Regions from separate parts of the Homo sapiens genome. Here region 1 is linked to region 2. A link is a contact called in ENCODE Hi-C data. All regions are on one chromosome and are shown on one strand. Each heading gives the region's core, a stretch centred on a gene start or an enhancer-like site at or near the end of the contact. The rest is flanking DNA. Distances are from core to core; before and after follow the strand shown. Region 1 overlaps LINC01483 (long intergenic non-protein coding RNA 1483). Region 2 overlaps LINC01483 (long intergenic non-protein coding RNA 1483).

Region 1 (3,441 bases), core at 875-3,374, 43 kb after region 2:
GGTGGATCGCAAGGTCAGGAGTTCAAGACCAGCCTGGCCAACATGGTGAAACCCCATCTCTACTAAAAATACAAAAATTAGCCAGGTGTGGTGGCGGGCACCTGTAGTCCCAGCTTCTCGGGAGGCTGAAGCAGGAGAATCGCTTGAACCCAGGAGGCGGAGGTTGCAATGAGCTGAGATCACACCACTGCACTCCAGCCTGGGCGACAGAGCAAGACACTGTCTCAAACAAACAAACAAAACATCCAGCCGGGTAAATTGAAGGCACAAGATTTTGAGAGAAAGTGAAGAAGTTAAACTTGCTAAGGAGTGGCTTTATGCACTGGGGGAAGAGAGGGAACAGATATTGCAGGTAGCACTAGGAAGAGTCTGTCAGGCAGAAGACACAACACAGAGTTGCAGAGGTGGCTTTGAGTGAGTGGTAATCTGTGGAAGAGGTGTCTAATGACAGGAAAGTACAGATAATCCTGCGGACAAGATGAGGAAGGCTAGATAACTAGAAAGCCTTCGGTCTTGAGTATTGATCTAAAATGGGGAAGTGAATATAGTGAACTGTAAGATTTTTTATATTCAAAAATGCTGCAGCCACAAAAAAGAATGTCCTTTGCAGGGACATGGATGAAGCTGGAAACCATCATCCTCAGCAAACTAACACAGGAACAGAAAACCAAATACCGCATGTTCTCACTCATAAGTGGGAGCTAAACAACGAGAACACATGGACACAGGGAGGGGAACATCACACACCGGGGCCCGTCGGAGGGTAGGAGGAAAGGGGAGGGAGAGTATTAGGACAAATACTTAATGCATGCGGAGCTTAAAATCTAGATGATGGGTTGATGGGTGCGGCAAACCACCATGACACATGTATCCCTATGTAACAAACCTGCATGTTCAGCACATGTATCCCAGAACTTAAAGGAAAAGGAAAAAAAAAATGCTGGAAGCCATTGCCCCAAATGCTGAGTTCTAAGCAGAAAACTTGCAAGTTAGAATCCTGAGGACTCCAAGGTTAAGGCAGCACATGGATATTCAGTTGCCTTCTCTCTAGACTCCAGAGTCCCTGCAGAAGTCTGGCAAAGATAGCCTGGTCTGATCATCTTCAGAATCTAAACACACCTCATTTACATAACTACTCACTGTAGGTTGTTTTCAGTTGCCTTCTAAGATTGAAAATGCTAAGGCTTCCCCAGGTTTCAATATTACTTGGTCATTTTTTTTGGTAAGAATCTGACAGGTCAGTAGTTAGATGACCAAATGTTTGAAGAAAGAGTTACTGAAAGGTGATATGGTTGGATTGGTGCTTTAAGTTGAAGACTGTGGACATAATGGGTAGAATAAGAATCCCCGAATAATGGTTGTGATTGTGAAAATGGAAAGTAGATGATAACCTTAAAGAATTTGTGAAGTTGAAGAAAGTGGAGCATTTGCTGGAAAGCACTTCCTCAAAATCTTGCATCTCAAAGGAGTACTGGTTCTGCCTGACAGAACAGCATTGACCTCCACCTGAAAGAGCAGGCCTGACTCAGTGCGTCTCTGGTCCCCACACTGCAGTCACAGTGTGGACATTCTTTTGCAGTGTGTGGTAGCTCCCCCAGGGCAGTGGGCCTGAAGAGACTTGGGGGTAAGTGGTCAGGATTGCTTCCTGCAACAGTGAGAGGTCCTGACTCATGGGCTCTGGATCCCCTCTGACTAATGATCTGCAACTGACCCTCTGCTTGTTCTCTAGCAGGTCCATTCAAGGCAGGAATTGTAATTTCCTAGGACACAATGCTAGGTGAAAGGGTTCATTGTGTCACCAAGAATGACACAGTAATTTAAGCCTGGGAATGCAATTTATTCAAACTCCTCATTTCCTAAATGAGCTCAGATTAGAACAATCTCTTAAAGAACAATTTTAGAAATGTTGATGTTTTTCTTTTTCTTTTCTTCTTTTTTTTTTTTTTTTTTTTACAGGGGGTGGGTGAGTGAGTAGGATGGAGGTGGCCATGGAAAGAAAGGAGAGGAGGAGGCTTTCCATAACCATGACTTGAAATGACCGAGTCAGAAGGTTATGGCTGTTAGGAGGAGTTAGGACCAAGAAACATGCACTTTCTGCCAGTGGGGTCCAAAGTATTCTGCATATCTCAGACAAGTGCAAACCTGCCTTGCCTTTCTCTCTGTCTCCCTAGGAGGTACTGTTTGTGTGACAAAGAGAGTTGTCAGTAATCCAGCAGACACCCTCTTGTACTGCATTGAAATCCAGCACATTCCTCCCTACAGTAGGAAGGACAGACTGGGCTTGCTTTGGGGTTTATTAACCATCTTGAACTATTTTCCAAATGTTTTAGGTTCGAAAAAACCTGAATCACATTGGGCCACAGCCACTTTTTCTTCTTCGCTATTAAGCCTATGTGTATTTTATGGGAAATGTAATCCATATGTTTCTGATTCCTTTACACTTAACTCATCAAGCAGGATTTGTTAAAGCTATTTCATGCCCTGGATGCCTTTTGAGCCGTTTCCTTGTGACTTTCAAAGCCTTTTATTCTCCAGAAATAGGAAGTTACATTTTATGAAATGTAAATGAGCTTGAACCCCCAAAGGTCTTATTTGGGTCAGAATTTGGAACACTTGGGATCAGTAAGAAGCATGCTCTATTCCACTCTTTCAGAGGAATTTCAGCTCAGGGAATACTTTTACACTTTTCAATGCATAAAATTGGCTAAACTTTAATTAAGATGTACTTGGGAGAAAAAAAAAGCAAAAAAAAAATTTCATTGTAAGAGCACATATCATTAATGAAAAGGGGTAAATATTTCTGAATAAATAAAAGCTACCTCAGCTAAATTACCATAAAATAAAATAAACCGAAACAACCAAATACGTCTCCGAACATCACTAACTATGATCCTGTTGCTAAATTGCTGTTTTAATTTTGTGGCCCTAAAGTGAATCTCCAGTAAATATTTTTTCAATACCTCCCACCAGAACAATTAAAATAATTTTCCAGGAGCAAAGCTGTTTTCATGTCTTGGCAAAATATCCTGTTGTCTGAGAGCTCCTATTCTTCAGCAGTAGAAGTTTGCAATTAAAAAAATTAAAGAAATGCATAATCTAAAAATTCTCTCCTCTCCTCTAATTCTAGGAAGAAATTCCATGTTGGGTGTGACATAATAAAACAGGCTCAATTCCGAGCCTTTGCAATTGTTTCTTTTTCTGCCTGGATTAATCTTCCCTACGATCATGAATCTGTCTCCTCTGTTATCTCTTCACTGAGGCCGGCTCTAACTGTCTGGACTGAAAGAACTCTCCCAATTCTCCTTTTGTTACTCTCTACTCCATTTATCCGTTTTACGTTTTTCACAGGAATTAGCATCATCTACCATTGCTTAATGTCATTTGTGCACTTATATTTTCTTTTCTCAATGAGAATCTAAACACATCCCTGTATCCCGTTAC
Region 2 (3,217 bases), core at 96-2,595:
AGGGGGAATGACAGAATTGATGCCAACTTTAAAGAGCTAAAAGCTGCAAGAATGATGATCCCCATCATGTCTCTGTTTAACCCACCATTCTCGGGCCTGCTACAATGCTGCACAGACTCTGTTGAACGACAGTAGGATATCACAGACTCCATCAACTAGAAGCCTCTTGATGGCAGCAGTGGTGGTAGATACTGTATCTTTGCTAGAGCAGATTGATATGGCTTCTGGTACATAGCATGTGACCACTGACTTAATTAATACATTTTTTTTTCCATCACTCTTAGGAAGGACAACCAGAAACAGTACAGAATCAAATTTGCATGGGATAGAAAACAGTATATATTTATAGTCTTGTCCCAAGGCCAAACTAATTTTCCTCCCATAATCAGAATAAAGTCTGAAGGGATATGGGTCACCTTGGTATTTTGCAGCACATTACACTGGTCAGCTATATGGGTGATACTGTTATTATTGGAATGGATGAACAGGAAATGGAAAATCTATTGGAAGTCTTGGTAAGATATATGCACTTGAAAGGATTGCCAACCTAAAAAACAAACAGAGGCTTTCTAAAAGAAAACACTTATTTGGGAATAAAATATTGCGATGGGAATATATGCATGCCATAGTAAATATGTGCATATTCAGGGAGGTAAAGGAAGACAAAGGTTTTTAAAGGGAAAAACTCAGGAGTATTACTTAATTGTTTTGAAATAATTATCCTTTGTAACAAAGATCAATAACAAGAGTGACGACAGTCGAGGTTAGGGAGGCAGTTGCTGGGCAGATGTCCTGGCAGAAGTATATTTTGTGTAAAGTTATTGTGGTCTTTGTGAAGGTTGTGGATTGTCTCATTTTTGTTGTTGTTGTTATCAAGCATACAAGTGTGAGAATCCTCTCTTCATGGCCTTCACTGGCCCTATCTGTCAGGATTTTCTTAACATTAGTGACTCCTTCTGACAACTTTCACAGGGTGGTAGATAAACCCTATGAAGGTACAGGTGCCCATTATGTCACTAAACTTTCTAGGAGTCCAGAGCCTAGAACATGCCAGGACAACCTTCAAAGCACCCCCTCCACCTCCAAGGCGAAGGAGAAAGCATGTTAGTCCTGTTTGGGTTCTGAAGTCTACAAATTTGTAGCATATGAGATTTCTGTTTTTCTTCCTCTGTGTTTCAAAAATAGACTGTGCCCTTCAGCACCTAAAAAATAATGAAATAACGTAATAATATTCATAATAAAGAATAGCATCTCATGCCAGGATTTCCAATATATCCTGCCTTTGTTGGTGGTCAGCAGTAGGAAGCGAATCCCTATTTTCCTCAGCCCAGTCATCCTCAGAGGACACTGGCAACGGGCCACTGTAACCACAGGGAAAATTAGACATATGACAAAGCTGGAGGCTAAAAATAGAATTCCTTTCCGATCAGCTTGTTCTATGCAATGCTTTTAATCTGGGGCTACCCTTCGTATGATCACTCAGTCACATGGACTAATCTAGTATCATCAACATCAAGGGAATTTCCAAGACACTTTACTATAGCAAATGAAATTCCATTTTTAAAAATAGGAAAACAATAGTGGTGTTCAGACGTTTTCCTGGATATTTTCTGGGGAACCTTCAGGGCTACTAATGTGTTTGTCTCTCAAGTATGCTTTAAGTTATCTTTGCTTGGTTCATAGACTCTTTTAAATGTCTGACTTATAACCACATCCTCAAAATACATTCATAAATACATTTGCCCAGCTTTGCCTACAGTTTCAGGTAAGTAGCAGAACTCCTGAAAAGCCCTGGGCTTTATAGACTCCCATGGGTAAGAAACGCTGCGTTGGACAATGTTTTTCCATGCCATGTATTGAATTGACATCTAAGCCAGCAACATTAATACAATGATCTAAAAAAGAGCTTTAGACACTGCAGCTATTAAGGTGTGAAAATTCTAGTTAGCAACAGGGACATCCTCTGCTGGAGATGAAGTTCTATGTTTTGTTATACTGAGCTGCTGAGTAATTCTTGTTTGTTCAGAAATCAAAATCCATATTCTTCTTTCATTGATTGTAATTTCAGTGGGGGCAAACAAGTGATATTAAAAGTTCGAGCTGTTGCTTAAGCCTTTAGTTATTGATATCATTATAAGATCAAGTCATTATTTATTATTTACTTTGGCTTGATAAATAGACTTGACGTATATGCTTACTTATAAGTTCCTCCTGAAATCATGCTATGATGAAATAACTAATAATGGCATTTAAAATAATAATGGCTATAGGTAATGAGTACTTATATGCAAGCATTGTGCTAAATGCTTTGGAGGCATTGTCTCAATGAAGTTGTACAATAATTCTCCCAGGAGGTAATATTATTCACATTTTACAGATGAGAAAGCAGAGGTATAGGGAGGTAAAGTAACTTGGCCAAAAGTCTGTATCTAGTAAAGTACAATGCTAGGATTTTGACCACAGGTCTTTTCCATTCCTAAAGCTTTGTATTAAATAGCTATGATATAATGCCTTTTTTGTAGAAAAAGAAAAAAGATAAATTTAAGAAAATCTTATTTATTATTTTTTCCTTTATTCATACAAGAGGATTATTTCTTTATTCACACAAGAGGATTTTCTTCATGAAAACTTAAATGTTAATGTTATTGAACTATAGCTTATAGATAATCAAATACAACTTACAATATTGCACATAATCATGTGTCTCTTTTAAATGTTTAGTTCAACTTGACAAATGTATACATCTGTATAACCACCTTCTAAATCAAGGTACAGAATATTTTTGTCACTGCAAATAGTTTCTTTATGACTGTTTGCAGTCTCCCACCTTTAGCAATCAGGTTTAATTTACATAACTTTAGATTAGTTTTGCCTATTCTAAGGTTATATAATAGAATCATATAGTATGTACTCTTTTGCTTCTGTCTTCTTTTGCTCAGCATATTTCTGAGATTCATTCCTGTACAAGATACATGCACAAAACAGTAGCTTGTTCCTTTTTTCCTGCTGACTAGTATTCCATGTCATGAATATCCACAATTTGCCATCTATTCCCTTGAGGTGGGACATTTTGACTGTTTGCAGACTTTTGACTATTATGTTTAAATCTGCTATAAACATTGAATTACAATTCTTTGTGTAGACATAGGTTTCTATTTCTCTAGGATTAAAATTACCAAGTCACATGGTAAATGTATAGATGTACATCTTTACAGGA

The links. Hi-C counts contacts between places; a loop is a spot of excess contacts on that map. Pooled maps may share reads with other maps.
Region 1: a loop to region 2 is called in a map of endothelial cell of umbilical vein, with 6 times the contacts of the local background. The contact joins two enhancer-like sites. A Hi-C loop is called at or near these places in 3 of 168 maps with a recorded cell type or tissue (CD8-positive, alpha-beta T cell, endothelial cell of umbilical vein and mammary epithelial cell) and 1 of 50 pooled maps.

Annotation. Positions count from the first base shown.
Region 1 is chr17:69,868,692-69,872,132 of GRCh38, forward strand. The region is part of intron 4 of LINC01483 (long intergenic non-protein coding RNA 1483); the gene reads left to right. Among named protein-coding and RNA genes, the nearest start is that of LINC01497, 91 kb to the right of the region's middle. Within about 2 kb of position 2,125, at least 4 of the 41 ENCODE cell types and tissues checked have a DNase peak (open chromatin) inside an H3K27ac peak, as active enhancers do.
Region 2 is chr17:69,826,891-69,830,107 of GRCh38, forward strand. All of the region lies in intron 3 of LINC01483 (long intergenic non-protein coding RNA 1483), which reads left to right. Among named protein-coding and RNA genes, the nearest start is that of LINC01497, 130 kb to the right of the region's middle. Within about 2 kb of position 1,346, at least 2 of the 41 ENCODE cell types and tissues checked have a DNase peak (open chromatin) inside an H3K27ac peak, as active enhancers do.